6 separate regions of the Mus musculus genome follow, and all the other regions are linked to region 5. The links are chromatin loops, found by intact Hi-C in ENCODE. Cell type or tissue: heart. All regions are shown on one strand. Each heading gives the region's core, and the rest is flanking DNA. Links, peaks and the distances in the headings are about the cores only. Region 1 overlaps Galnt7 (polypeptide N-acetylgalactosaminyltransferase 7). Region 2 overlaps Hdnr (Hand2 downstream lncRNA). Region 3 overlaps Hdnr (Hand2 downstream lncRNA). Region 4 holds the start of Gm2921 (predicted gene 2921). Region 5 holds the start of Galnt7 (polypeptide N-acetylgalactosaminyltransferase 7). Region 6 holds the start of Sap30 (sin3 associated polypeptide).

Region 1 (4,887 bases), core at 269-4,268, 77 kb before region 5:
GAGAGGAGAAGAGAGATAGAGACAGAGATGGAGAGAAAGCAGTCTTACAGCCCCGTCACTGCTATAAATAACTGGTGTGTTTGCTGCTTAGTGTTTGCGATGCAGTCTCTGGCAGGTATCACGTAAAGGAGACGGATGAGGCTTAACCACTAGGAAACATGAGCAATGGTGACCTCTCGGCACACAGAATTAGCTCTTACACCCTAAAAAAAATTAGCAATGTATAAATGCACAGTAAAAAGGCATGTTCACCAATCAGCGGCGGCTGCTGGACACGGAGAAAGGGTAGGTAATCATTTACTTCTTCCTTGCAGAGCAAAGGGGTCTTCCCCCATCCTGGGAGCTGGTGTACACAGGTTTTTTAACAGGAGACATCTTCCTAACAGGGAATCAGGAGCACAGTTGAGCTTGGCTGTATAAACTGGGTGACTGTTTATCTCCTTAGCTAATCCATCCTGTTCCCTTTGCCTACTTTGGGGAAACTGAGGAAGGGTGAGCCTGGCCTCTCTTGCTGCCAGACTGAGGCTTTCTCTGCCAGGCTGCACCCAGCGCTGAGCGGCTGGGCACCGAGTGTAAGTTCTTTGAAACAACTCCAAATATGCCGGGAAGAAGAGGGTGCATATCTCTGCATCCGGCCTACTTAGTAGATAGAGGCTGTGGCTGCGGCTACTTTCCAAAAGGAGCTGTGATATTTGGCAGTGGCCCAGGGGGTCTCAAACCTTTGCCCTAGACCTTTGAGAATACAGGAAGAAGCCAACACTAAGGGAAGACAATGGAGTCATCTTGAGCCATTATAGCTGAGCACCAACTGCTTGCTTGCTGGTTCTTCAGCTTCGGAACCTAGAGAAACATGGCAGAAAACAAGCGGAAGATGTGAGCCCAGGAAGTCAAGATAAGATAACTCTGATAGAGGAGAGATCTGTGGGGGTTACAGGAAGACGAAAAGAAGGAAAGTCCAAAGTTGTCTAAAAAGACCTTTATGGATAGGAACGATCCTGCGAAGAATACGATGCTTACAACTTTGTCCTACAAATAAGGAGACGGGTTCGGAGACAAGCACTTGGGGAAACACTCTACCTTAGCAAACCTGATCCACAGTGCCACAAGGCGTGTGACCGACCCCACACCTTACTCTGTGACGGACACCTAAGAATGGGGACCTGGGAATGATTTACCATCGTGTAGGACCGGCTTTATCTTACACAGCCTGGGATCACAGCCCCGCCTACTACGTTGAAAGAACCGTACATGTCTCCCCCTTCAAAATCAGGATGCAAACTGGAATGGGAGGAGCACACAGTGCCATCAGTTGTGTTTTCGCTGTTGAAAATCTGGCTCTAAGATTAACCCAAACCTCTTTTATATCGCTAATTTGCTAAAAAGGGGGAAGCCTTGTACAGAATAAGCTATATAAGGGCCCTGAACCCACGAATTAAAAGTTTAGAATTAAGTCTTTGAAATAATGTCACATCAAAAGTTTGCATCACAAAAAAACTTACATCACATTGCTATTTATCCTACTATTGTCTCTAGACTTCAGGAATGATGGGTAACTTAGGATAAGTTCCTGAATTCCAAAAGCAATTACTACTACAAAATATTAATTATTTTGACAGAGTACCCAGCCAGTGAGGCTTGAATCCCTGTGCTTGAACCAAGGCCACCTTCGTGAATTTAACTTTAATTCTTATGACAATGGCAATAGTTTCACTATGCCACCTAACACCATTTCTGCCCTAAGAATATGCTGGCCACCAGGTGTCGTTGCTTTATGCATCCCAGTTAGCCTCCTCCTATGTCGTTAGTGTAGAGACAGGAGCTCACAGCATCCGGTCAGTCACCTCTTTGCAAAGGCACAGCATCTTTATAACATAAGTCCATGCTCTGTATCAAAATATTAAAAGAGGCTGAGGCAGGAGGATTCAAAGTTCGAAGCTACATGGGACGACAAGGACAGACCCTATCTCAAAAATGATATGTTATAAATAGAATTTTTGGGTAGTTTGGCTAGACTGGAATAATTTAGTAGATAATTAAACTTTCTGATGTTAAGAAATTTGCAATGAAAGGCAATCTTGTGTTATTCTAATTTTTAGCAACGAATGTGTAGAGGAAATGATTAAAGTCAACTTAGTTTTCAAAAATCTATTGTTTCTGTCCTTAATCATTGTGCCTTACAGCCTTCAACCAAAAGCTTTCACAGACTTTCCCGTGGCCCACCCCACTCCCAACCTCCTTTTCATTCAGAAACAATCAAAACAAACAAACAAAGCTCTTCCTCGGAGGTGGCTGAGGGCCTGCAGCTCAGAGGCGCAGGCTCTGGGGGGCGCTCTTGCCTCACAGGAATACGAGCTCTCTGAGGCTGCTCTTCCCAGTGCAGTAGGGACTCACAACCTGTCCCTTTACAGCGGCAGTTGTGAATCTCCAGGGCCTTCCAAACGTGGAGTTTAGAGTCTCAAATCTTTCTCCAGAGCCCTTTATCCTAGTTTTTGATTTGCTCACTGGGAGTTTCCATTCTGCACAAAGTGCAGCTATTTTTCCCCTTTGATTAAAATGACAGTGCTCGCTCTAAAATAAGTTACTGGGTTATTTTTTTTTTTAAATGTGATTTTCCTCCTGCATGTTAGCTACATTTTGAAGATGGGATCTCCCACAGGATTCAGTGAAGAGGGAATAGCCATGGGCTGTTTTCCCTGTGACATGCTAAAAGGCATGGCTGAATGTAATTAGACTACGTTATTTATATAGCCGTAACTTGTGTAATTAGCTTGGCTTCCAGGTTAAATTGTTTTTTTTTTTTTAAAAAAAACATTGTAACATGTTTATTTTATATATTGTACGAATGACAAAACAACAATCCTGCTGATGCATCTTTCACATATTTAGTTCCCAGTGAACAAAGGTAATTAACTTATTTAAAGTGTACTTGGGATATAAGCACTGTACATAACTAACTATCGTACTACCACTTCCACAATCCCCACTGAAGAAAAAGGGCTGAAGCTGCCTCAAGGCCTATCCAACAGCTTGCCTTCGCTCGTGGGGATGCCAGACTCCCACTTAATCTTGAGACAGAGAAAGGATCTTTAACTCGCTTCAACCACTTTGACAACCTGGTCTTGAACAACATCACCAAGACCCACACAGCAGCAGCAGCTAAAACACAGGTGAGATCTGCTTAGTGTATGGCGTCAGGACATCGTCATAGGGTTTTACAGGCTACCAGCAGTAGTGTGCCCTACCTCTCTACCGCCCTGAGTGTCTCATGAATGTGTGGCCCAAGGACAGCACCTGCTCACCGAGAGACGCTTGCTTTGCAGAATGCCAGCTGTGAGTCTAGAATAAGTGCAGAGGGAGGGATCTCCTCTTTTCTTAAGTGTGACAAGGAGCCAGTTCCACAAAAGTGACCGATTTTCCATGTGGAAAATGGCCCCCTTTCTTCTGGTCGCGCCTGTACCATAAGATGGCCCTACCTCAGTGTTTGGCTTTGACTGTTCTTTACAACTCAGTACTTGTGATAAATGGGTACACGCATATTCCTGGGAAGCTTTTCATGGACAAGGAGAAAAGATGAGAAGAAATCAGATGATTCCAAACTCAGGACTTCAGGAGTCAGGAAGGACAGGACTGGAGGACATAAAACCTGTTTAGCGACTGTGAGATCCAATCCTGAAGGAAAGCAAAAGCCAAAGAAAACAGTTAAAGGCCCCCAGGTGTTTCTGCTTCTTACCACAGTCCGTCCTCTGAGGCCTTAAACCCCACAGGCTGTGTTCTCTATTCCGTACACCTTGGGAGACATTAGGTTCCAGTACAGGACATTTAAGGAAAATTAAAAGCCTAATCCAAGGATGGCATTGCTTATCTGTCAAGTCCTTTTCAGCCTCTCCCAGTGCTCTTTGTAGTTTCCCCAGACAGCTCAACATCTTGCCAAACTCGGTCGGTTTTGAAGCCACAAGGCAGCACAAAAAGAAAGACCTTTTCCTTAAGGTTTTTACAGATAAACTCTGTTCACCTCTTAAACTACAAAGGGGCCCTCCCCTGATCTCCACCAAACTGTAAGTAACGCTCAGGGGAAACCCCTGAACACCCAGGACCTGCACAATGACTCAACGACACTTCCCTATTTACCAGACACACAAGAGCAGCACACAGCAAAGAACTGCACACTGATAAGCAGGGCGTGGCTAATGGTTCTGGCTGTTGTTCGCAGTCTCAGCCACTGAGTTCCCAGAGGAGCCACGCTGAGCTCCAGAGGACAGGCCTATCCCCTGCTATTTGCTCTGAGCGTCCACACGGCAGCAGTGGCCACTGCTGGAAGTGTCTGGATCTACTGGAAGTGGTTCTCTTTTCTGAGGACTTGACCTTTTAGCGGACAGCACAGGCTAATCACTTGGCAGAGAGAACAGCCTCACAGCCTGAGACATTCTAGAAAGAGAAAAGTCCAGAGAGCATCCCCTGGCATCCCTGTTGGTATTTCAGATAGGCAGCAAACAGGCTCTGCTTTCTTTCCAAAGTTGCGTGTGTTGTGCGAATGTATGCGTAGGTGCAAGTACCCACGTGTTCCTGTGGAGGACAGAGGTCAACATGGATGTCTTCACCCATAGCTGCTTTTCCTCTTAGGTTTGGAAACGGGCTCTTTTATTGAACCCATAGCTCCCCATATGTGTGTGTGTGTCTTTCCTGAGAAGCTATTTTAAACCTCTGGCTGGGAGTAGGGGTTGGCAAAAGCCAAATGTAGACAACGGGAGTTTCTAACTCACGATCAGACACACTGGATGGTTTGTGTGACAGGTGACCGGGAGGAGGGAATGAAATCCCCTGTAACTGCAACTCCAACAAGACCATCAATGTGAACCAAATGAGGTCCAGGCAGCAGAAGAGTCACCC
Region 2 (4,887 bases), core at 383-4,382, 300 kb before region 5:
CTTCTCCTTCTTCCTCCTTTTTCTTCTCCCTCTCTCTGTTTCATTTTGAGACAGTGTTTCACTGTATAAATCAGGCTGACTTGGAACTCACAGATATCCTCTCCCTCCTGGAGTACTGGATTAAGGATGTGTGCTAGAATTCTATTTCTTTAAACTAACTCTGCTTGTAATTTGAGACCTTTGAACAAAGTAATGGGTTCCCTAGTGAGAAGTACAGTAGCAAATCTGTTTGGTTTTTTTTTTTTTTTTTTAATACTGAAGTCTAAGGTAAGATAGATGAAAATCATTAGTCAAGTCAAATAAGGAGGGAAATTAAGTAAAACACCATTCATATAGTATTCAACTGACCCTTCTCAACACACAGTCAACTCCCAAATTACCCACTGGGGTGGGTAGCAATCAGAGGAGCTAACAAGGTTGACTCACCATAAGGATGATGTTATAAAGCTCCCTTGCTTGTGTTGGGGGACTATCTTCCCTTAGAGCATGGTTTAAGGAACTGTCTTCCAGCTTCCTCTTTCCTACTCACCTTGTCCTCATTGGCCTTTACTAAGCAGGATTGATGGTGCTTGGCTGAAATCCAAACTGACTCAAGGAACAGTTGGGATGTATAGAGGACCAGGTACCTTCCCTGCTCTGAAGTTCTTTTCCTTTAGTCACCCATGTGGATGACTTGGGAGCTGAAAGGACCCTAAGCAGGACCAGGTTTCAGGGAATCGCTTCATCAGAGAGCAGAAACGAAATGGGAATGAGTTGCCCAATCTCAAGAGCCATTGCCAGATGTTGTCCTAGAATGACAGATATTAAAAGCCCAGCTATTAGGAGGGCAGACTACTTGCTTACACTGGCCATAGAGGAACTTACTGGCAAAAGGATGAGAGCAAAACTCAGTATCACTTAGCTTTGCTTGGTTCCTCTGGCCTCTGAGTACATCTTGCCTTTCTCTGGTATCTCTTGCCTCTGTGTGCATTTGCCTTTCATACTTCCCTCCTGCATCAGACTTTATTCTGTTACAAGATTCAGCCCGCCTCTCCTCAAAATCCTATGATAAGACTCAGGGGTGTGTCATTTTTCAAGGAAAGTTTCTTGAGGGTAGTAGAATATATCTTTTTTCTTTATTTAGTGCCAGATACTGAATAGGTATCCATCAAATGCTTGCTGGATATGGTGACACTCAGTGTTAAGTAACTTTAGTTTACCATCGACATTTGAAGGAAGAGATTTTTCTGAGCACTGTTTTTCCTGTGTGTAAAGTGTGTGTGAGACTGACAACAGCCCCTAATATTGTGAGCAATAAATGAAAGCTGAATGCAGAAGTCTTTGTTAACTGATTAACGATGTATGGGTGATATTATGATGACTGCAGATGCACATTTCCCTTGTGTGTGTACATCATCAGACCTGCATATTATTTACACGTGCACGTGTGTGGGGTGTGTGTGTGTGTGTGTGTGTGTGTGTGTGTGTGTTATTTCTAGCACTGTACATTGGGTTGGAAAAAACAACTTCCAACGGTTTTCTCTAAGTTCTACCATTTTAAAAGGAAGCAGGCCAAAAAAAAAAAAAAAAAAAAAAAAGCACACAATAATAACTCTTTTTCTCCTTTTCTTGGTGGTAAGGGTTGACGCCAGGGTCCGGGGCCCTAGATAAAGGTGTCTCTACCATTTTAGCCATAGTTCTGTGAAACTGTTCAATCCACCTGCTTAAAACACAAACTGCTAATTCACGAGCCACTAGACGGTTACCATAAAGATCAGTTACCATTTCTCTATGACTTATTAAACCTTCTTGCTATAATAGTATCGTCGAAGGGGAGGGATCTAGCTTTTCATTTAAATTCCTCATTAGTCTCTTGGAGCAATTAAAGAAAACATTATTCCCTTTACATGCGTGAATTAATAAGGTACCAGGTTGTCCGGTAGAGCGGGGGATTCCTTTAGCCTGATTCCTTGCCACAATGGCAAGTGAGTGGTAAGTAGCCATGGAGATCCTAACCTCGGGATGCCCTTTTTTCTGTCCCCTCTTGGCTCCGCAGAATGGTGTAGAAGTTCTGTGCTCTGTGGCGCTTTACTGACTATAATGCTTTAAGTACCACAGTTAGCTCTGTGGGTGGGTGGGGGTTGAGGGCTGAGGAGGTAGCTCTCCAGCAGCCTGACGTTCCTCGTGCACCGGTCGGGGTCGTTGGATTAAGGGGTCGGTCTGCCAGAGCCGACTTTGTGGGGAGGAGAGAATGAAGAGCGCCCCAGCTGATCCTTGGTCTCCTGGTGGCACTGGGAAGGAGCCAGCCTGCCCTTTACCGCCTCCTCTACCTCCCGCCTTGTGTTCTTCTTTAAAAAGCCAGATGGCGCCATCTCTCAAGTCGTTCAGTAGCGGAGGGCTCCAGGGCTGGCTGGCTTAGAGAGAGCTAGGGGGCGGGTGGACCCTCACGGCTGGGGCGGGAGCTTTCTGCCCGCCTCTGCAGACACCAGTTGGCTTTTCTCTTTTTTCTTCTCCCACACCCCTCGCAAGATGCCGACAAGCCCAAAGGAAAGCGGAGTGTCCTGTGTGCCACATGGAACTCGGGGAAAGGAAATGATTAAAGCCGTGAGGTTTCCTGGCTCTTCGTGGTGTTTACGGTGGGTTTTGATTTGGGAAGAGAGCAGGAGAGGTTATGGCCGGTTGCCATCTGCCAGCGTCCTCAATCTGCCTGGGCTACAGATGACATAGGGGCGGGTGGGCACGTGCGCTCTGTGTGCACATTCCGAGTGTGTGCAGGAGCGTGTCTCGGAGTGTCTTGTGTGGTGGCCTACCTGGCAATACATGCATGGTTAAAAAGAAGAGATCTTCCAGCTTCAAGAGGAGGGGTTTCAGGTTCTTTCAGACATCTGAGGGGCTGCATCTTTCTAAAGTGCACACGTTTCTTTTTCAAACACTATTTAAAAATTTTTGTAATGTTTCCAGTCTTTGCATACTGTAAATGGACAGGAATAGGACAGAAACCCCATCATTAAACACTTACATTGATTTAAATCAAATTCCACTAAGTGAAAATGCTTGTTGAAATTTGGAAAATATTTTTTAATGTAATAATGACATTTGGACATTGCAACTATAGACAATAATCATCAAATCTGAAATTAAGATAAATTTAATAAAAGTGATTTTTAAATGCATTGGAATGTTGTGGGAATAGAGTTGGCGTATGGTCTATAGCTATCTTAGGATTTTAATTTAAATGACAGAAAGACATACACCAACACATAAAGTACTCAGCAACATTAATAAGGACATGTGTTGTTGATTTTTTTAAAAAAAATAATGCTGGTCATATGTTTATATTGCAATGTACACTTTGGAGCAATGTCTTTCTTCCTTTCTTTCTTTTTTAGAGCAGTGGTTTTTAAACCACGGGTTGTCAACTATTTGTTCATCTTGAAACCAATACTGTGGGGGAGAAATAGCTGGTGTCAGAAAGTTTGCAAAAGATCCTGGTGTCTTAACAGCTGCTGGTAGAATGGCTGAGGGCCATAGTGAGTACTTCAGAGGCTTGGTGACTGATGCGAGGGTGAAGACTCTTCCACTGCTTTTACAGCCCCTCTGCTCTGGTGCTGAGAAGCAGGTACTATTCCCATTGCTCAAACCCCAAGGCGCTGATTAAAACACATCTAACACTTTTCTAGGAGTTGCCCTTCTAGACTTGACCTTGGGAATGGCAGCCATCTCCCTGTTGAGAGCATTCCAGATGCTGAGGTTGCCTAGCTGAGCTAACACTCAACTTGGGTGTGGCCTCTGTGTCTCCCTCTTACCCTGCAAATGTATGAAGCAAATGGCTTGAGATTTCTGTACCATTCTGTCAGTCAGGAGGAAAGGAGAGTCCCATATCTTGGTCAAGAGGAACCTGCCCACAAACTCCATTTTAGGTTTCCTAGTGTTCTGACTTGAGGAATATGCGGATTTTCCCCCTGCTACCAATCTAGAAGGCACCACTGCTAATAATCTAGTGTTCCAGAAATGCATTTTCCCTTGTAGCATATGCTTTTAGGCTTTAGAAGGTGCCAGAATCACCTAAATGGCTGGGGACTGGTCAGTGGGCACAATAGATAAAGGAGTTTCCATCTAGTCTAATGATCTCTTCCATCTCTGTGATTTACTTCATGACGTGGCAGGCACACACCCTCCCCACAAACTAAATAAGTGTTATAAACAAAACAACAAAACAAAGACAAAAACAAAACCGCAGTCCTCATTTCTGATCCAGCAGGTCTGAGGCAGAGTTTAAGAACCTGAATTTCTTATAACTTCCCAAGTGATGCGAAGGCTGGTCCAGGGAATAGACTTTCAGAACCATTGCCATATATCCTCTTAAGAAGGTGTGAAATGGAAGGTGATTGACAGGGCAGGGTGAAAGTGTCCCTGAATCCTTCCACACTCACCTCATGCTAAAGCTAACAGCAAGTCTTGCATACTGAAAAACTTCAGTGGAGGGGAGTGATGGCTTACAGAGGGATTTGGGTACAGTAGAATTTTATCACTTTATACATCTAAAGGATCGTGCCAGGAATATAAATCTTCACACATCATAAACTGTTCATTTTTGTCTTGTGTTTAGTCTTGCATATTTTAAAGCCTAGGGGGAGAGTCAAATCAAGATAGTTCAATGAAAACTTAACCAATGGCAATTCTTTTATATAAAGATAATGTTTACCACTGTGCTGCAAAGGGACAGATATACTCTGTATTAAATGGGAGCTGTGGGCTGAACTTGAATGTCACTGACTCTGCCAAGATGGTCCTGGCTCCCAAGGCCTGGCTCCTGTGGCTTCCTAGTGCTGGGCTCTGGCTGCTGAGCCTCAAAGGCAAATGGGGTTGTTGTGAAATGCGCTGTTCTTAATGAAGCTTTTCTTGAAC
Region 3 (4,887 bases), core at 572-4,571, 310 kb before region 5:
TTCCCAACAATCTATCCCTTCATCCCTCCAAATTGGAAACAGCTAAATTGCTACACATCAAATAAGCCATGAATAAATTCTCTCTTATTATAAAAGAGTTTTTACAATGTTCTCATCTGCAGTTAATTTGCACAGGTTATAAATGGGTAGGCAAAGGATTAGATGATACATATTCACTATAAAATAATCAAGATAAATTCAGCAATGTAATAACCAGGCAAACTTTCAGGAGTTTTACTATTTACAACTTAACAGAAGTTGATGAGCTAGAATGATCAGTAGTAAGGGTGGTAAAGTCCTGGCCCAGTGTGCCTGAGTCCCTGCATCGCCAGGGACATCTAGCCCCATACACACAACACTTGAAAGGAAGATAAAGCAGAGGTGATTAGTTTTTATTAAAAGTAAGGAAAATGCTCTTGTCTCTCTTAAGGTCCTCTTTTGCAGAACAACATTTTCATCTACATCTATGTGGTCTTGGGAAAAGTTTAAGGGTCTTAGCTCCTGAATCTAACCTAGATGGTGGCTTATCTTTACTGTTGTCTAGTTGAGAGATGGAGATGAAGACATATTTTTTGAGAGAGAGAGAGAGAGAGAGAGAGAGAGAGAGAGAGAGAGAGAGAGAGAGAGAGAGAGAGAAAAGCACGTCACGGGTAGAAAACATTGCAAGAGATGAAGTTGTCCTGTATCCTGGATGTGGTTTGACTTTCAGTACTGCATCAGAATTATAGTGAAGTTGACTCCAGCCCTTGCCCTTCTTCATTGGACCATCTTCTACACGTTGATATTGGAAACAGTTTCAGTCCGTGGGAAGATTTTAGCCATGGAGGGAGGGGGCTGCTAAGTATCTACCCATTTAATAGTAACAAAAATGTGTCTGTTTTCACTTTGGACTGTCCCCCAACCCTGCCTAACAAAAGCACACAGAATTAATAACAACAAAGGTTTGTGTTTCCTTTAGGTTTTTAGGTTTTTGCCTGTTGCTCTTAGGGATCCAGGGGCAGAGTTTTGCCTTAGGTGCTGAAGGTAAGCTATCTAGTAAAGTGGACTGGATTTCAGATCATGTATTGTGTCCAACTGATGCCTTGGTGGGACCAAAGGGCATTTGGTGGTGAAAGGGACCCCAAACCTTCTGCCCCCTGAAGCCCCAAAGCTGTTCATCAGACTAGATGCCAAAGAACCATGTCACTCTAATTAACGTGTATGTTGGCCAGCATCTTGGCCAGTTTTATGAGGTTTCACTGGCAGGGTCAGAGGGTCTGATGCTAGTCTTCTCATGAGGATTAAGGATTCTAATGAATCATGTGACTGTGACTAGACCTGGATGACAGCTGTCCTTAGGAGACTTACTTACCCACCCCCACCCTCAGGCTTTACACCCTGGAGGTCTCTCTTTCTAGTCCCAGAAGGGAGGTCTGGTCTTTAAGGACCAACCAAAGAGGATGCTCTCCAAATTTGTTCTCTTCTGCATCTTGGCACAGACTGTTACAAATGTTATATATACACAAAAGTATATTGTACATTTCTGAACACCTGCACTTCTGTGCATATATACATATAGACTACAGAAGAAAAGAATTAAATTCAGCGGTAGGTGTGGACTTGCAGATTTCATCTGGTCTAGCCACATCTATCCATATGATAGGTTTGAAGATGGTCCTAGTTCTAGACCATCAAGTCTCATTAATTAGTGGAGATGAGAGTGGTGGGTTCCTCTTCCTTCTGTGGGTAGTTATTTCCAGGGAACTCTTGTTTATTAAAGATAAATAAAAAGGATGTTTCAACAGGAACTGTTTTAAGGGGGAGGCAGAACAGAGAATTAGGTGGGAAGATGGAAATGCAGTAGGGGTCAGATGACTGAGCATCCCTATCTCCACCATTTCCTGAACTCTTTATTCTCTTCCAAGACAGCTGCTGGAGCCTGTTGCTTTTTCACACCACAGATACTTCATGCTGCCTAATATTCTACCGAGCCAGCCTAGGGGACTTGGATCTGTCTCGCCTGGGGCTAAGAGAATAGTTTCTCTAAGAAGAAAACAGTTCTAATTCAAAGATGCTGGATCTGGCTTCCTTTAAAGCCTGAAGTCGCTGAAGTGGCCATAGAACTATGGGGTCCAGAGGACTGCCAGTCTCAGCCAGCCTTTAGGCTGGAGAGAGGCTGTGGGCCTGCTTGGGGACTAAAATGGATGAATAAGAAACCTGTAAGAAATGTAAACAGATGGAATGGCAAGGAGGAGAGCGCTGGAGATTGTTCAGGTGTGAGCTGAGGTTTCTGAGTTTGTACTGGGGATGCCTTTGCACACAGTGAGGTGCCCCCTCCCTAAGTGGCTCTTGTTTTGCACAAACAGCCCCACCCTGCGCACACACTGTGGGTCTCAGTAGGGACTGAGGGTGTAGGTGCTCAGGTTTTGGGGGTGGTGGTGAAGGGGCACTCAGAATCAACAAGACAGGGCGGGGAAAATCAAAATCAACCAAGGAACCAGCCTTCCATTTCTGAAAAGCCGCGCTCTGGCCCCCGTGCTTCAGTTCTGAAATACGAATAAATGGAGTCAGATCCCGTACTACACTCCGGGGACAGAGTTTTAATGTAAACGTAAAATATGCTTGTAATAATCACTTGTGGGCCCTGAAGCGCCACTAGAATGAATCTCTGTTTAATTATAGGGCATGAGAGGAGTATTACCAGCTAATTAAACCCCATCCTATTTGTAATTCCCCCTCTGCTGCTACCGACTTTTAAATGCGAAATTGCTCTTTCTTTTTAATGTTCTTACATATGAAATTTTAAAAACACGAATGAACTGAAGCGAGAAACAGGGTGAAAGGGGGCGGGGCAGAAAGGAAGAAAGAAGGAAAAGAGCCCCAGGCCCTGGTCCAGAGTCAAATGGGCATCCAAAAGAACACAGGCCTGGCCTTCAGCCGGGGGCTGCGAGAAGCAGCTTCCTCTGGATTCTACTGGGTTTCTACTTCCGCTCTTTTCCAGGAGGAATTCCACCCGGCTCTGGGGCGTGCGTCCGACAAGCCCCTAGGGGGAGAAAGGAGAAGGGTGAAGGCCGGGCTAGTAGTCGCTGCCCGCTGGGCAGCATCTGGAGGCCCGTGCGGGATGCAGGCGAGGGGGATGGAGCGGCGCCGCTGGAGGAAGTGAGTTCACCCCAGAGGGAAGGGGAGGAAGGAGCCTGGGCCGTGCGCGTGAGTATGGGGGAAAGAAGTTGCGAGCTCCGGTCCTGAGGCCTCGGCTCTCCCAGGAGGCCGGTTTGCCGGGGACGCGGTTGCTGAGGCCTTTGGTCCTTCGTGCTCCCTGAGAGCGGGAGCACAAGGTGTGACTTTGGAGCTTCAGGCCTCGGGATGGAAGTTGGAGGTCAGCAAAGCACAGTCGGTTTCTGGCCTACCCAAGCGAGCGAGCGTTCGTTTCTGAGTCTGATTCTGATTCTCCTTGCGCATTCCCTATCACGCCCTCGCTGTTTTTCTCCTATAGCTTCGGTTTGTTGATCGTTAGAACGTGGAGTTATTTGCACTAGAAAGCCAATGACTTTTGAATAGTGACTGAATACTTGTTAAGATAGAATAACATGCTGTGGGAGCCGTTGTCAAACCTGGTGCTAGCTGTACCATCTGCAAGCACCTGTATCATGGCCTGGGTGCTGCGATGCAGCCTGATGAAGTCCTGTGCTTCTAAGAAGGACTTCAAACTGGTGGGGAAAGAAGCCAGCTGGGAGAACAACAGCGCCTGTCTCTTCCCTCACTTCCTCAACTGAATGTGGAGGAGTTGTCTCCAGGCTCTTGCTCACATGGTTGTCTGGACAGAGGCAGGGATGCCCAGGGATGCGAAACGGTTGAGAATAATCTCGCACTGCATCTATGTGCTCTTCTGCACGGGGGTGGGGGTGGGGTGGGGAGGAAGGGGTTGTGTCTTTATTTCCCCATCCCCCAAGTCGGGGGTGGGGTGGGAGGAAATCGCACCTCTCAAGGTTTGTTGAGAAGGTGAGAGGTCTGGCTCCCTCTATTGCCTGAGGTAGGACTTGCTGAGGCCCAAGGTAGGAAAACCAGAACCCCTCTAAGTGTATTGGAGGTAGAGATATTATTGTCAGAATTTGGGGGAGCCTTTGTCTACAGGGCACTGCCTAGGCAGCTAGGTTTGAGTGCTCTAGATCTAGGGTTGAAACTTTTTCATCAGTTTAGTGTCTTGGCCTTCCACTCGGCTTTCAACTCCACCTCTTGAGGAAGCCCCCACATACTTTTTCTCGGGCCCTTGCTGGGTTGACAGGCTTTTTAACAGGATAAAATATTGTTTTCATCTTTTATATACATTCACGCATAAGATGCAGTTGAGGAGTACAGGAAGCAGGGCTTTGCTTCCAGCTGTCACATGGGTCCCCATCTGCCACTAGAGTGCTCAGAGTGCTCACCTCTCTTCCTTTCTCTCCCCTTCCACCCCCACCCCCACCCCCACCCCCACCGCCACCGCCACCCCCACCGCCGCCTTTCCTCTGCCTTCCTGTTCACAACTCCTGGAGCACCACAAAGGGGCTTAGGGATTCTGGTCCCTTCAGGCTAACCAGAGCCCCCCCACCCCCGCCTGCTTGGAAACGCTCCATTTTCCCACAGTATTTCACGTCCATATTACTTTTCACACCCTGTTAGGCAATAATGGCACGGAACCTGCTAAATACTCCCATGCACCAAGCCAGGCCCCCCACAGCACGCCAGATCCCGAGAAGCGTTCTTGCAGCCTTGAAGACTGTTGCTTTCTTCTCTCCTCCTCAGACTGACCACCCTGCCCCTGCTTAATAAAGTGCTGGGCACACAGGTCTAGTGAAAGTCTTTTTTAAAGGGGGGGGGGTAGGAATGCTTAGCCATTGAAAGACAGGGCTCGGGGACAGGTGTGGCTTC
Region 4 (4,887 bases), core at 353-4,352, 150 kb after region 5:
TCTCCTATTTTCCATGAAATGGATCAGTTTAAGCCCCAAAGAATACCCGAATGTCAGCAAATTTGTCTCTTAGACCTCATCTATTCTTATAATTATATCTGGGTGAACTTAGGCAACTTTTGTTTCCGCTTTCTAGGTTTGTTATTGTAAGGTAATGATCTTCCTTACATCCGTAGATTGATTGCTAGAGGGGAATTTTCATAAGGTATTCTGCACTCTTCTTGTTATTATTACCTGATGACTGCAATCCTGGGCCCCGAGCGATAAATCTTCAAATTATACCAATTGCTTTCTTTTTCTGAACCTTCCAATAACAATTTTTTTTCTCTCTTATGTCTTTGAAATGCTTCCGGTCGCCATTTATCTTAGCCAACAGTCATGTCACACCAATCCCCCATTAGGCACATTTTTACCACAGTAGAAACAAGTTCATATCGTGGAAGAACTTACTGTCACATTCACAATCTGCTCCCCAGTCCTGGGTCACAGTTTTACTAACTGCAAGGGTCTAGGTTTTCTTAACAGAAGTGCTTGATATTTAAAAAGAAAAAACAAACAAAAAAAACCCCCTCAAATTATTAGTTTAAAAGTAAATGGTTGTCATTTTTTTCCTATTTCTTCTTTTGAGTGATACTTTAAAATATAGATTTTGAGCCATGATCTGTTTCTTTGCTTTCTTATGCATGTGGTGGGTGTAACCTTGTCCAAGTCTGTATTGTATTATATATTATATTATATTATATTATACTATACTATACAAATAAACTCTCTATATTGGAGCTGCAAATACACTTATCTTAATCTGGCATCCTGATGAGACAATTGAAAAACAGCTTTTTCTCTCTGTGGGAAGTTATATTTTATTTCCTTGTTATGTAGTTTGCAGGAATCTGAGTTATAAGATGTTTCTTCCTACAGTTGGTACCCATCAGAATGCTGGGTCCTGGCAGTGGGGTTGTTTATCCCCAAAGAAAGGCACAAATTCGTTCTTTCTCTGCATGCATTGACTTCTGTTTGCCTTTGTCCCCCTCCAGGTCTTGGAAAGAGGAAAAAATCTGTCAGTTTCCTCAGCAGGACAGAAAGGGCTGCGAAGCTTCCTCCCTGCAAGAGCCCAGTGCCTGCTGCTGGGCCTGTGGAGAGAAGAGGCAAACTAGGCCAGGCAGAGCACGCCTCCTCTCTTCCGCCCCTGCCCCCCGCGCTGTACTCATAATGCAGGCTGGGGAGGAGCCTTCCAGATCTTACGTTCTTATTTGAATCTATTTTTGTTTTTCTTTCTTGATCCCTAGAGGAAACTGGAAGCCAGTACACAAAGCTAGAACGATATCAAACAGCTCAGCGGATGACCCCGGAAGGATGAATCATACGCCTGTTTCCCACACAGAAGCCGGATTAGTCCTGGCTAGAGCACGGCAGAAGGTTTTCCTTATAAAGGTATGCTTCAGTGGACCCCGCTTTGTTGCCTTTTTAACAAGTGTGTTTGCTCATTCATTCCGTCACTTTTGACAGCGTTGGAATTAAAATGAATATCCACATTTCCATGGCCCGATGTACTTCTCTTCCAGGAGCTTAAATCTAAATGTAAAAGAGCGAATTATAACTTACAAGTCTTTAAGCACAATGTTGAATAAGCCTTATGTTAATTACTGTAAAATGAATTTGCCTTTACCAAGTCAGTGTACAGTGACACATGTTTCAAACAGGATCCAAGTCTCTCCTCCCTGCAACGTCTAATCTCCTTCTAGCTCCATCTTTAGGCTCTCCTGTGACTGGAAATCTTGGTAAAGAGCTGTAACTACAGGGATTTCCCCCCCTCTCCTGCCTGTGTTGTTTTCTTCTTGTCTAGTGCTGCCCTCTGGTGGCCATTTCTTAATCTACATGCCATATATTCTTTTTCTTCAGTTTAGCCTAAGGTAAATGAACAATCAATAAAAATATGCAGTATACTTCAGTTTGTTCGTATTCGTTTTCAGCTGTCAAATAAAAAATTCAGGCTGGGGCACATGTCATTCTGGAATTTTCCTGCTTAGAAGTATTAAACCTGGTTTAGATATTAGGACTCATATTTATCTAAATTTATTTCCTGTTTGGACTGAAAAGACGATATGAACTTAGTTCAAGAAGCAATGTTTTCAAAAAAAAAGAAAGAAAGAAAGAAAAGAGAAGAAAAGAAAAGAAAAGAAAAAAGAAAAAAAAAAAAAAAGAAAAGCCGGGCGTGGTGGCGCACGCCTTTAATCCTAGCACTCGAGAGGCATTAATTTCAGCACTCAGGAGTCAGAGGCAGGCGGATTTCTGAGTTCCAGGACAGCCAGGGCTACACAGAGAAACCCTGTCTCGAAAAAAACAAAACAAAACAAAAAACAAAACAAAACAAAACAAAACAAAAAAGAAGCAATGCTTTTTTTTTCTTATGACACCTCTCCTTAATTTTAGAGACTGTTCTTCCTCAGTGCTCCAAATGCTAGCTTCACTGACAGACTCTTAAGCCTTCTTGCCTGCCCTCAGGCTGGAGTCCGGGCTGTTTGTTGGAAGTTCTGGCCAATACTACTCCTCTGCAGGCTGGCAACACCCCAGCGATGTTAGAGGAAGATCCAGAGGAAGAGGAAGCCATTGAGTTCCCCCTGATATTTGGTAATTATTGCCACATCTGAGAGCCACAGAACCTTCTGGTAATTGTCCATACTGCAGGATATCCTGAAGTGAACAAGAACCGGAAGTTAATGATTATGCTGGAAATGGACCAACGCAACCATGTCACAGCAACCTGGAACCTGAGAGTGTGATGTGTGTGTGTGCATTCATGTGCATGCCTGTGTGTGTGTGTGTGTGTGTGTGTACATGTGTGTGAAGACAGGGAAGTAGAGCGACGACACTGACTTCCTGTGGGGGTTGATGTTATATCTCAGGCATCCTTTCTTCTCAGAGAACCCATATAGGATTGGGGATTGTTGCCCCTATTTAATGATACAGAACCTCCAGCCTGGAAGAATTGAACAGTTTCACCAGGCTGATGGTTTAAAGTGAAGTCCATCTTTTAAAAACACATTGGATAGATGACTAGCAAGAGCGTGGTGTTAGAGGGGGTTGGCATTATCTGGTGAGATTAATCCTTGACTGGGGTTTGAACTTGCGGCTTTTCTGGCACCCTAGCACCCTGACTGTAATTCAGGATGGAGGAGGGGCAAGAAGAGAGAGTGGGGCAGGGGGAGAGAAGGCTACTTGAACAACTCCTTAAGGACCTTAGGTTGGGAAGGGTCATTGCTCAGTAGTTCATTTTGGTCAACATCCTTTTGTGTGGAATTCGTATGTAAGGTAAAGCGTCTTTCCAAAGCACACGCGTGCTCCAACTGAGCCTATTCCTGGTCAGTGTGTACAAGAGACTTGTGAGGGGTTTGGCTGTGCCAACAGGCTGCTTGCATACTTTCTTGTTGTTTTCCCAAGACAGCTATTATGGTCTATTCGGAGAAATTCGGAACACTGTCAGGGCATAGTGCCTGGACTGTGGGTTTCTCCTTCTGCAGAGAAAAGTAAGATGGGAAAAACCTTAGCTGTACTTACCAGTTATGTTTCTTTGTAACTATGACAACAGCTGTCAATTCTTGTTAAATCTGCGTGATATACCCTATAGCTCTCTAATTGAAATATTTCATTCTTCAAAATTGAAAACCCAAAGGGGCATTGAAGACCTAAACACTATCATTTCTCTATCACAGGTAATACAATTTAAGGAGCGACCCTTTTACAAAGACTTCCAAGTTCTAGGTTGGATTCGAATCCACACTTTCCTTAAATGTAGCTGCACTGAAAGTGCCTTTCAATCAAAACAATGCATTGTCTGAAAACATCTTCTGAAGTGTACGTTGGGGGTGCTGTGCTGGTTTGTATAAGCTCGGCCTAGGGTGTGGAACTATTAGAAGGTGTGGCCCTGTTGGAGTAGGTGTGGCCTTGTTGGAGTAGCCATGACACTCTGGATGTGGGCTTTAAGACCCTCGACTTAGCTGCCTGGAAGTCAGTCTTCCACTAGCAGCCTTCAAATGAAGATGCAGAACTCTCAGCGCCTCCTGCACCTTGACGATGCCCTGTTCCTGCCTTGATGATAATGGACGGAACCTCTGAACCTGTAAGCTGGCCCTAATTAAATGTTGTCCTTTATAAGACTTGCCTTGGTCATGGTGTCTGTTCACAGCAGTAAAACCCTAACTAAGACAGGTGCTGCTGCCTCAGATGTCCTTCACCTTCATGATTAAAAACCACACTCACAACAGGAGGGCCATGAATTACCTTTAATACAAAGCCAGGAGGAAAAATTAAAGTTAACTGAAGTCTCAAACACAAGACAGGTTTTTTGTTGTTGTTGTTGTTTTAGTTTGTTTTGTTTTGTTTTGTTTTTTTGATGAGTTACCTAGCCTTTCCGGGCTCATTGTCTTGAAAACTTCCACTGTGGGGAAGGCAGTAAGATTACATCACATTGATCAATTTTATCACCTCCTTTATTAAAAAATTAGTTTTACGAGTTAGTGTGCAAGGGGCTCAGTGGTCAAGAGGTCTTTTTGAACATTCACGAGGACCAGTTAGGAACTCCAGAGCCATGCACAGACCTGTGCCTGTGACCCCAGCTCTGAGGAAGTGAGATGGAGAGAGCAGAATGCTAGGTTCTACTGGTTTCCAGCCTAGGAAGAAAATGCAAGCCCCAGAATCAGGGTGAGACTCTCAGAAGAATAACTGCCTCTATGCATAGTCTCTTTGCATGTGCATAGAGTGTGCATGCACATAAACACATGTACATACAAACAAAGGTTAGCACACAGAATAATGGGCTTCATTGTAGCATTTCTGAACATGCTTTGTCTTTTATTTGTCTGCACTCTCGCTCCTCTCGCTCATGGTTTT
Region 5 (4,887 bases), core at 565-4,564:
TTTTATTTAATAAGTGGTGATCTTAAACTATCAATTAAAAAAAAAAGCTTACTTATAAACCACAAACAGAATGCACAATCTTGTCTTCTTAGCTTGTCCTAATGTAACAGTTATCATCTAGACTTCTTGACATCTCCCCTTCCACGTCCACCTTCCAAATCTTGGGGCCTTTACATCTCTGGCTGCACTTGAACCAATTTACATAATCACAGCAACCATCTGGCCAAACAATGTCAGGTGTGACCCCAACTTTTACTGTGGGCCTCCTGTCATCTGGTCTACAAACCAACGCATGCACACTTCCTTACAGGGAGCTACAGCGATCTTTCTAGAACATGAATATTGGTCATCTCTTTCATGCTTACACCCTTCAGTGACTTCCTACACTTAAGATGTAAACTCTTAGCGTGGTCCACAAGATCTAGCCTGTTTGTAGTATCATTCTATTTAGTATAACTCTCTGTGGTGGTTTGGACATGTTTGGCCCTGGAAGTGGCACTATTCAGAGGTGTGGCCTTGTTGGAGGGAAGTGTGTCACTGTGGGCGTAGCCTTTAAGACCCTCATCCTAGCTGCCTGGAAGCCAGTCTTCTAGAGACCTTCAGATGAAGATGTAGAACTGTGAGCTCCTCCTGCACTGTGCCTGCCTAGACACTGCCATGTTTCTGCCTTGATGATAGTGGCCTGAACCTCTAAACCTGTAAGCCAATCCCACTTAAATGTCCTTATAAAAGTTGCCTTGGTCACGCTGTCTGTTCACAGCAGTAAAACCCTAACCAACACACTCTCCGTGTTTCCATACATTGACCTTCCAGTTTCTCACCGTATCCTTGCTACTTCAGGTCTCAGGACCTTTGTACCCGCTGCTTCTGCTCCTTTCAGGACTGCCCTGCCCCACGTGCAGTTCAAACCTTTAGATTTCAGCTCAAAGGTCAGTTATTTAAATAAGATTTGTATACTCAAATCTCTCCGTTTTTCTCACCTCGTAAGGTTTCCCCTCATAACACAAGTGTATTCATGTGTTCCTTTCATAGCACAATTGTATCTGTATATTTGCCAAGGCTTGATAACATGTATTTTTCTCACCAGGCTGCAAACCCCGTGAAACTAAAGCAAGACGTGTTTCCTTAAATTGTGAGCACTGGACCTAGTATACAGCAGGCACTCACAAATGTTTGACTATATGAACAGAAATGATCATGTAATAGAGTTGTGGACATAGCTCCATGGGCAACATGTTTTCTGACCATGCAAAAGATTCCCTGGCACTCTACACATCTAGCATGGTGATACACGACTGCACTTTAATCCCTGCACTCAAGAGGTAAAGGCCGCAGGATCAGAAGTCTAAGGTCATCTTCAGACAGACTGGAAAGGTAAGGATATTTAAAATATCATTCAGCTTTGACAAACGCCAAGAGGCTCAGAAGAGGGAATTTTTGTCTTCACCTCACTGCTCTACAAAATTAAAGCAAAGACATCTTCAAAGTGCTCTTTACTTCCTGTAATAACAACTGTTCAAGACAGAAGCGGTCCTGAGTGGACGGAGCCACGGGCCTATCTGGTGGAAGCAGAGGCAGAACTTTCCTTCTGGAGGGATCAAAGAGGCCACATATAGAACCCACATCCAAGAAAGAGAAGCAGGTCCTCATAAAAGACCTGCAACCTCAACGGAAAAGTACCACAAGGTAGAGGAAAAACCCAGGACTCTGGGACTCAGCATCCCAATCGGCCCTAACTCTCCCCTAGCACTGGGTCTCAAGAACCCACAGGTTCCTTTTAATCAGAGGGAAGAGGCAGTCTTTAATGAACAAACACTCTTATGACATCTGACACCTAAATCGCTTTAGATTACTATTTGCTCGTAAGTTATTAATGCCCCCTGATACCTGAGCATTCTTTTTAATACAATGCTAGTAAATCTTGAAAAATCTTTGTCTATCTTGGGCAAAATACAGAAATGACAAGTTATACTAGGTCCATTGGCAAACTTATCAAATAAATTGTACAAAAAAATTAAGTTATGCTCACTTTATAGACAGTAAGGTGGGCACTATAGTTTATTATATATCAACACTAATAAACTACCTAGAAAGAAGTTATGATGCACCCCAACTTCTTTTTCCAACTTTTTGAGACTAGAGTCTCCTATAGGCCTAGCTGTCCTTGAACTTATATATGACCTTCTTCAGCTCCCCAAATGCTGGGATTACTGGCAGGCGCCACCGTGCTGGGTCCAATCATGGCTTTAAAAGGATCAGAACTACAGGACATTTTGAACATAACTAGTTATAGCAGGTTTTCAATTTCCTTCTCAGAAAAATGGGGCTTAGGATTTTCAGCATCATATAATGCCTCTTATATAAAAGAGCAGTTCATGACTTGAAAAAATCAATTTCAATATTCATCTCATCAAATCAGTTTGAGAGCAAAAATATACAAAAAAAAAATCACTCCAAACACAGTGAAAAGGAAAAAAAAATTCATCAATTTAGACTTTGGTGAGACTCCACTTCAGTAAGGCCAGCCCCAAATGCAGCAATTTACAGATTAAGTTGTGTGTGTCATAAGCATCAACTGAAGAGCCCTACTCTTGGAAGGTCGTCACAAGCTTTTCCCCTCAACTTCCTGACGCTAACTTTCCAAAAGTAAAATTAATAAAGTAGATTATGTAGCTGCAACGCTGATTTTGCAGAAGGCACTTTCTTAAGAGACTCCTCCCACGGCTGCTCAGCGTCTGTGTCCAGAACTCCTAGTGTCTCCCACTTCTTCTGAGTCTAACCTGGACTCGAGGTTGTGGGGCTTGGAGGGCTCGGGGATGAGGAACTCCGGGGGAGCAGGGGGTGTAACGGTTCACCAAGCTGAGGGGGTGGGGGTTAAGCTGGGGAGGTGCGAAGCAGTTCGCGCCGCCAACTGCCGGGGCGAGCGTAGCGCAGTGGCCGGATCCCGGTAACTAAAGTTCCGAGAAGCCTGACTAAACCCTCAAAGCCGGGACTGTCAAGACTAACGCCGGCGCCGAGGGCGGCAGACGGATGCGTCCCAGCGGAGCGCGCCTCTCGGCGTCAGGCTGATGGAACAGGCAGCGAGGGGCGGCCAGGAGCCGGCACAAGTTAGGTCCTCGGCCGGAGCAGCCCAGGTAGGGCCGGGGGACTGGAGCCCGCTCCGGATCCGCAGGACGAGGGAGCACAGCGGGCGACCGGGGCTCCCAGGCGCCCCGGTGCAGGGACGCCGATCCGGGTGGGGACGTGTCTCTCCCCTGTCCGGGAATCGAAGGGACAAGGGGTGCGGGGCGAGGCCTCAGCTACACGTTGCACCCGGCTCCCGGCCACGGGAGTTGCGGAGAGGCGGCGCCGTGGGCTGGAGCCCGAGGCGGACAGGCTAGGGGCGCCCCCGCGGCGAGCACCCGGACTGGGCGGGGACCACAGGAGAGGCTGGACCGCGGGGCCTGCTCCACCGGACCACGGCGGCGGCGCCGGCATCTCGCCTCCTTCAGGCCTGCACGCGCCACAGGCCGCAGCTCGGACCAACCCCGCGCCCGCCTGCCGCCAGCGCGGGGGTCGTAGCCCCGAGTCGGACGCCGAGCAGCCTCGGCTCCGGGGAGCCGACTCTGTCCTGCGATTCCGCCCCGGCAGTCCCGGCGTTGGAGCGGCCGCCTATAGCCGCCACCACGGCCGCCGCGGCGGCCGCGGTAGCGGCAGCAGCAGCAGTAGCGCGGGTGACGGCGCTGAACCCGGGGCGGGGACGCGCGGGAGGAAGGGGCGGCCAGGGGGCGGGCCGGCGGCGGCCGAGGGGTACCCGCGGCGTAGGGCTAGGCGCCCCCGATCGGCCGGCGCCGGGCCAGCGCCACCTGCGGAGCTGCGGCGCCCACGCGGCCGCGACCCCGCCGCCCCTTGCTCCCGCCACATACACACACACACACACACACACACACACTCACGCGCGCGCGCAAAAAAACAAGTTGCAGGTCGCCTCTGCCGGAGGGGGCCAGGCGGGTCACTCACCCTCATCCTGCTCAGTGGGCTCTGGTCGTCGGGCCGCGAGGACAGGGAAGACCAGAGGACCACGAGCCCCAGGAAGCTTCCCACCACCAGCAAACTGCGTAAGATGAACCCGATCTTCAGCCTCATCTTCCTCCGGCGGCGAGAGACACACAGCCCGGCGCAGCCGCCGCCACCGCTCTCCCCTCCCTCCTTCCCCCTCCCCCGGCCCTCCTCCTCCTCCTCCTCCTTCCCCCCCCCCCCCCCCCCGGATCACTACGCCCGCCGCCCTCCCCACCGCCTGCCCTCTCCAGCACCAGATCCGGAACTCCCCTCGGCTTTACCTTCCCCTGGCTCGCCCCTCCGCCCCCTCCCCGCGCCTGCCTCTGCACTGCTCTGCCGCACCCCCTCCCCTCCGCCGGCCTCCGCAGAGCTCCGACCGGCCGGCGTGTGTAGCTTTCCAGGCTTCCCTTCTCTCTACCTGCCCGCTCTAGCTCCGCAGTACCCCCTTCCTCCACCCGCGACCGCGAGAACCCACCCCCCACCACCCGCGAGTCCCTAGTAACCTTGGAACTAACTTAACACTTTCCCCCAGGTCTGGTCTTAGCCTTTGCCCTAAGGCTCCGCTTCCTAAAGCTTGCAGATCCCCAAACTTTTATTGTAATTAGGGACCAAAACTCTGTCCTTGACGCCCGTGCCCTGCCAGGATGCTGCCGCCCGGTGCCCCTCAGGTGGACCTGCAGACGCCCTAGGCTGCCCTGCCCTTCCCGACGCCCACTGCTCAATCTCCCCAGCCAGAGGCTTGCAGGAAGGAAACCAGGAAGTCAGCCACCGCTGCTGCAGCAGTAACTCCACGTGGCTGATTTATAGCTGTTTTTTTTTTTTTTAATCTTGTTTTTTCACAGGGCTCCT
Region 6 (4,887 bases), core at 572-4,571, 160 kb before region 5:
ACCTCAACAAGTTGTGCTTTATTTAGACCTGGTCTGGTTGGAAGCTTGAAGTGTCTTTTGTATCTTCTAAGTGTATTTACTTGTAATTGGTACAAATCAACCTAGAAAAAAAAAATAGATGAGTTAGTTCACTCTGTTGAAAAGATATCATTGATCTGTATTATGACACTTCACACAATGACTTCATTTACACACTCAGACCTGTACTTTATTAAACAGTTCCATCTTTGGGGGATACATATTGTAAACTTCCGGAGAAACAAAAGAGGAAGTTGTATGTCAAGAGCTGTAAGAATGTCGTCTGAGATTTAATATTAGTATAAATACATCTTCACTGACTGTATATAACTTTTGAGATTTTTCAGATGCTTTAAACAGTTAAAGAAGAGCTCAAATATTTACAGAATGGTGTTGGGATTGCCAGCATGCTTATGATTTACATATAACATGGGGAAAAGCCTGCCATCTACCTCTGGAGTGTCGATGTCCTGAACAGGCGAGTCTCCCCCATCATCATCGCTTCCTTTCCTCTTCCTTCTGTTCCGAACGCTCTGAATTAAGTTCTTATGATAGTCACAAATGTAAAGATGCCTTGCCTGTAAAGGAAAAATTTTCAAAGACTGTGAGTCCAGAAAAACTGCAGCTAAGTATTAGTAAAATGCATAGGCCCAGGTGGCTGACTAAAAATCATCTTAACAGGCCACTGTTCAGAAGATGCAATGTTTCTTTCCACTATTAAAATGTTGTAACATTAGCAATCTGGCGATACTGTTAAGGAAATGGGGGAGGGGAGGAATTGGAAGCGGTGGGCGGGCGGGTAGTATCTTGGAGAAGGCAGGCAGGCAGGAAAGGAAGAAAAATTCCAATTCTCTGGGTCTTGTCATCAAATTGCAGGGAAGGTGACCTAAATAAGTTAGCTCCTGCTGATTTTAACTTAAAAGGGAGAGGTGGCATTGCCCACAAATTTGTCCTTGTATTTTCTCTAGCTTGAGAGCAGCATTATATTACTCGTAGGTACATGCTTTCTGATTGATCTGTTAGATAGTGAAATTCTACAGGTACAAAGTATGCATTTCTTTACAAATGCAACATTGAATTCATATCCTATGTTTAAATTTGAACCCTAAGGTTTCTTTTTAAGGATTAAGCGAATATATTTCTCTGTATTTTGTGTTTTCAATTAAAGCAAATTATTCATGTTCTCTTGCAAAGTTTCTCATGGACCCTACTGAGAAACCTGCCTAAACAGAATCACAAATAAACTTTTCAAAAAAATTAATTACTCGGGGATTTGAGAGCTGTATATACAGTGGACTAGGAAATACTGAGCTGATTGACACTCTCCCCCCCCCCCCTTTTAAGGCTACAATTAAAGGCCGAATGAACAGGCTTTTAAATTGACTTCTAAGCTAAGGGTAAGTTAAAAATATACAGGATGTCTGGAGGTTCTGTATCTTGTTCTTCCTTTGCCATCAGTCAGAGCTCTGAAAAGTAGCAATGGAATTCTCTGAAACCTCATAGCTGGCCAAAACAGCAGACGTGCATAAAGACAGAAAAAGAAATCCCGATGGCTGCCGAGAGGGCTGTAAAACCGCAGAGGCTTATTTGCAGCCTTGGTTCGGAGCAGCTGCCCGAAGAGCTGACACCGCAAACAACGTTTACAATCATCTATCTCCCTGTAAGGCAACTGGTGAGCTCAGCTTGCTTGTCTGTGTTCAAGAGAAAGAGAACAACGAGGAGGAAAGAAAAAAAGAAAAGACAAAAAGGAAAAAAAGAGAGAGAGAGAGAATTGTGGGGTCCAGCCAGACTCTACTTTCCCTAGAGGAGCGAAGCTGCTCCCTAGGGCAGACACCGGCTCTGGCAGCAAAACAAAGGCGCCTCCATTCCAGAAGGGACTGCCCGGCTGCGAGAAAACTACTCCGGGCCCTCGGTGCTGCGGTCCCCTTTGTTTCGTTTCCAGATCGCAGCAAAGGAGGAAGAGGGAAGCCTGGCGTGGGAGACACGCGAGGCAGCGGGAGTCCGGGCGAGGGGCGGAGGAGCCCCGCACCACTGCGCGAGCGCGCGCTGGGGAAGGTGGCCGGAGTTGCAGGGACTTTGTTTCAATCAGAGAACCACTAATCCCACCTGCAACCCAATCCCCGAGACTCGTGAACCCCGCCAACCATCCGGCGAGGCACGCAGGATAGGGCAGGGCGGTCCCTGGGCCACTTACACTCTTATCCAGCTCGATCTTCACCTTCTTCTGAGAGATGCTCTTCTGGATCCTTTTGCTGAAGCTGGCGTTGCCTGCCGCGCGCCCGCACCGCTCACCGTCCTCCCGCAAACAACAGAGTTGCCCAGGGCCGGGACCGGCCGCTCCAGGTGGCCCAGAAGCTGACACTGCACCGGCACCGGGTACCTCTGCCCCACCGCCGGCTGCGTTCCCATTCCCCGCCGAGGCGGCGGCAGCCGCAGCAGCGACCACCGCGGCCACGGCGGCGGCCGCGTCCCCGCCTCGGCTCATCTCCTCCGGAGTGAAGCCGTTCATGTCTGCCAGTTCGGGGGCGCCGGCGCCGCTACAGAGCCCCGCTCGCCGCGCCGCTCCGCCTCCTTCCCCTGGGCGGCCGTTCACTCCGCACCCCAAGTCTGGTGGCGGCACGGTCCGACGCCCAGAGTCCAGGGCCGGCCGGTCTGTCGGTGCTGGAATAGCTACCAGGTCCTGTGACTGTGATCAGGAGTGAAGTGGCGCCTAGAAAGGAGACCCCACTCACTGTCACATGGAGACTTCAGCAGTTGGACCGCAGCTCCTCCGCCTCCTTCTCAACCCCAGAACCTGCGCGAGGGAGACGCCCCTCCTCTGGCCCCGCCCCACACCTGCCGCGCGGCCCCACGGGAATGGTAGTTCTTGATCGAGGAGCTAACTTGCGCTCTGTTCTGATTACGTGCGGGACCAGCGGGACAAACTACTCATCCCAGCATGCGTCGCGTGGCGAGCCACCCCTAGTTTTTTTTTTTTTCCATTCCAAGCACCGGGCAAGTCTGACTGTGAGGTCAGGCTTTTACCGTGTTTTCTCGCCTCTATTCTCTCCTGCGAGCAAGGGCTGGTTTTAGCTCCTCTTGTTTCGCAAAGTTAGTGTTCAGACCGCCAGCTGACTCCTGGGAAGAAGCATTAATGGTGTGTGTGTGTGGGGGGGTGGGGGGTGGGGGGGGGTAGTAAGAATTAAGTGAGAAAAAGTTTACGGGCTGTTTGGTATTTATTGAAAGAAAACTCGGGATACCTAGCGCTCTTTAGGCGGAGAGTCCTTCATCTCCATCTCCATACCGCAGCTGACTTCTAGAGCGTGGCAGGTCCTTGGCATACTCGTGTGCCGACGGGTTGGCAGGCATCGGGCTGCTTGTCGCCTCTACTGCCACTTGGATTCCTTTCAAACGGATCTAAGAGGGTTTAAGACCATTTAAAGGAAGCACACTAGTATCACGTCTGCAGACTACTCATCAAAACTTAGCCCTGGCTGTAGGGGACGAGGATCGAGAAACCTCTTTTCTTGAGTCATATGCATGCGTACATGTGTGCTTGTGTGTGCCGCGGGTGTGTGTGTGGGGGGGGGGGGGGTTGCGCGCGTGCGCGCCTGGGTACGTGTTTGTGCTCGCGTAATGTGTATTTTTGCCTGTGCCTGTGGTGGGCGGGGTGGAAGAATGGGCGTGGCCATGCCAACCCTGAACCTCTGATAATTATTAGACTTAAGCTTAAGCAAAAATAATTTATTTCAAGTGGAAGAGTTTTGAGAAAGCCTGTTTTAGATTCAACCAATTCAGTGACGATTATATATATATATATATATAATCGTCACAGAGGTCATGAAAAACTTAGGCCCAAGCTTTCACACCTTTAATCCAAAGAGACAAAGCCAAGCAGATTTCATTGTTCAAGACCAGCTTGGAACAGAGCAAGTTCCAAATAGAGAAAAGTTTAAATCCAGTCATGGTAGAACATGCCTTTAATGCCAGCATTAATGATACAGAGCCACACATATCTCTGAGTTCAAGGTCAATATTCAGAGCAAGTTCCAGGACAGCTAAGCTTAGGCTGGGAAGGAGTTGGAAAACATAAAGTTGGTAATAGAATAAGAAGGGGCCACATTCCAGCCTCAGCAAGTAGCAGAACTCAGGTGCTCCGGCTATGTGGCTGGCTTTAGAGTCAAGAATAGAAGGCACCACTAGGACAATTGATGCTGGCTAGCTGGAGCTAAGAAATTAGCAGTGATTACGAAGAGATCAATACCACAGAGGTGAAATCGTCTGGGAGTTGTTTTCTGAAGGCAAAAGAAGCTGTGTTTCCGAGATACCCAAGTTTGTACCCTGTACTGCAGCTGTACTTGGTAATGTATAAGTGTCACCCAAGTGGTAGTGGTTTTGAAGGTATGAAGGGGTCATGAAGAGCAGCTGTGAGAGGCCAGGGAAGACCATTGGTGAAAGTGCAGCCTCAGTTGTTGATGGGTTAGGACTGAAGAGGTTATGCAAAGGATTTGAGGCGTGGCACCATGAAGAGAGCCTATGAGAGGTGAAACTTAGTTGCAGCTGAAGGCCCCTAACATATTGGAGATGCCAGTACCATAGAATGATCACCAAGAACAACAGCAACAGTGGAGTGGAGTCAATCTGCTACAGAGAATGCTACAGAGGGCAGAGCTGGAGAAGTGACACAAGCCCTTTGGAAGAGCCCAGAAGATCATGTGTGGATCCTAGATACTGGAACAAGAAGCGGTAATGTTTAAGTTGCCTTGGAGACTCCAAGATGTTCAAAAATGCCAGAGCCATGGGTTATCTGCTGAGGAAAGCTGCTAACAGGGAGTGGAACCAACCCAGGAGAAAGAAATTTGTTGCAGTCAACAAAGATGTAGAAGGAGT

Evidence for each region. A loop is a pair of places that touch in the nucleus more often than their neighbours do. Peaks named below come from ENCODE experiments on the same cell type or tissue, not always from the same donor. Only the 100,000 strongest peaks of a DNase experiment are listed, where the experiment ranks them.
Region 1: it touches region 5 in a loop (5-fold over the local background); 22 of 42 quality-filtered maps call a loop at or near these places.
Region 2: a loop joins it to region 5, with 2.4 times the contacts of the local background. A loop is called at or near these places in 2 of 42 quality-filtered maps.
Region 3: it touches region 5 in a loop (2.3-fold over the local background); 2 of 42 quality-filtered maps call a loop at or near these places.
Region 4: a loop joins it to region 5, with 5 times the contacts of the local background. A loop is called at or near these places in 25 of 42 quality-filtered maps.
Region 6: a loop joins it to region 5, with 3 times the contacts of the local background. A loop is called at or near these places in 3 of 42 quality-filtered maps.

What each region holds. Positions count from the first base shown.
Region 1 is chr8:57,572,272-57,577,158 of GRCm38, forward strand. All of the region lies in intron 2 of Galnt7 (polypeptide N-acetylgalactosaminyltransferase 7), which reads right to left. Among named protein-coding and RNA genes, the nearest start is that of Gm25379, 25 kb to the left of the region's middle. In heart, for the core only: no CTCF peak of the experiment used is centred there; a DNase peak (open chromatin) is centred at 4,230.
Region 2 is chr8:57,351,431-57,356,317 of GRCm38, forward strand. Hdnr (Hand2 downstream lncRNA) reads left to right here. Exons shown (of 3, transcript NR_131041.1): 3 at 2,509-3,150. Among named protein-coding and RNA genes, the nearest start is that of Gm34030, 19 kb to the left of the region's middle. In heart, for the core only: a CTCF peak has its summit at 2,334; a DNase peak (open chromatin) is centred at 2,371; H3K4me3 peaks cover 2,188 bases; H3K27ac peaks cover 1,786 bases.
Region 3 is chr8:57,337,925-57,342,811 of GRCm38, forward strand. All of the region lies in intron 1 of Hdnr (Hand2 downstream lncRNA), which reads left to right. Among named protein-coding and RNA genes, the nearest start is that of Gm34030, 5.2 kb to the left of the region's middle. In heart, for the core only: CTCF peaks have their summits at 3,040 and 4,012; a DNase peak (open chromatin) is centred at 3,077; H3K4me3 peaks cover 2,064 bases; H3K27ac peaks cover 2,669 bases.
Region 4 is chr8:57,798,755-57,803,641 of GRCm38, forward strand. All of the region lies in intron 10 of Galntl6 (UDP-N-acetyl-alpha-D-galactosamine:polypeptide N-acetylgalactosaminyltransferase-like 6), which reads right to left. It overlaps Gm2921 (predicted gene 2921), which reads left to right and starts at 1,114. Exons shown (of 2, transcript NR_165835.1): 1 at 1,114-1,431; 2 at 3,711-4,154. In heart, for the core only: CTCF peaks have their summits at 1,223 and 1,858 (motif pointing left); DNase peaks (open chromatin) are centred at 1,307 and 2,577; H3K4me3 peaks cover 823 bases; H3K27ac peaks cover 980 bases.
Region 5 is chr8:57,648,854-57,653,740 of GRCm38, forward strand. Galnt7 (polypeptide N-acetylgalactosaminyltransferase 7) reads right to left here and starts at 4,202. Exons shown (of 12, transcript NM_144731.4): 1 at 4,000-4,202. The coding sequence starts at 4,125. AW046200 (expressed sequence AW046200) reads left to right here and starts at 2,900. Exons shown (of 4, transcript NR_040698.1): 1 at 2,900-3,134. In heart, for the core only: a CTCF peak has its summit at 2,939; DNase peaks (open chromatin) are centred at 3,358 and 3,728; H3K4me3 peaks cover 2,192 bases; H3K27ac peaks cover 1,926 bases.
Region 6 is chr8:57,485,040-57,489,926 of GRCm38, forward strand. Sap30 (sin3 associated polypeptide) reads right to left here and starts at 2,821. Exons shown (of 4, transcript NM_021788.2): 1 at 2,213-2,821; 2 at 471-596; 3 at 3-101. The coding sequence starts at 2,527. 2500002B13Rik (RIKEN cDNA 2500002B13 gene) reads left to right here and starts at 2,924. Exons shown (of 4, transcript NR_126553.1): 1 at 2,924-3,154. In heart, for the core only: no CTCF peak of the experiment used is centred there; DNase peaks (open chromatin) are centred at 2,082, 2,872, 3,372 and 3,632; H3K4me3 peaks cover 3,249 bases; H3K27ac peaks cover 3,776 bases.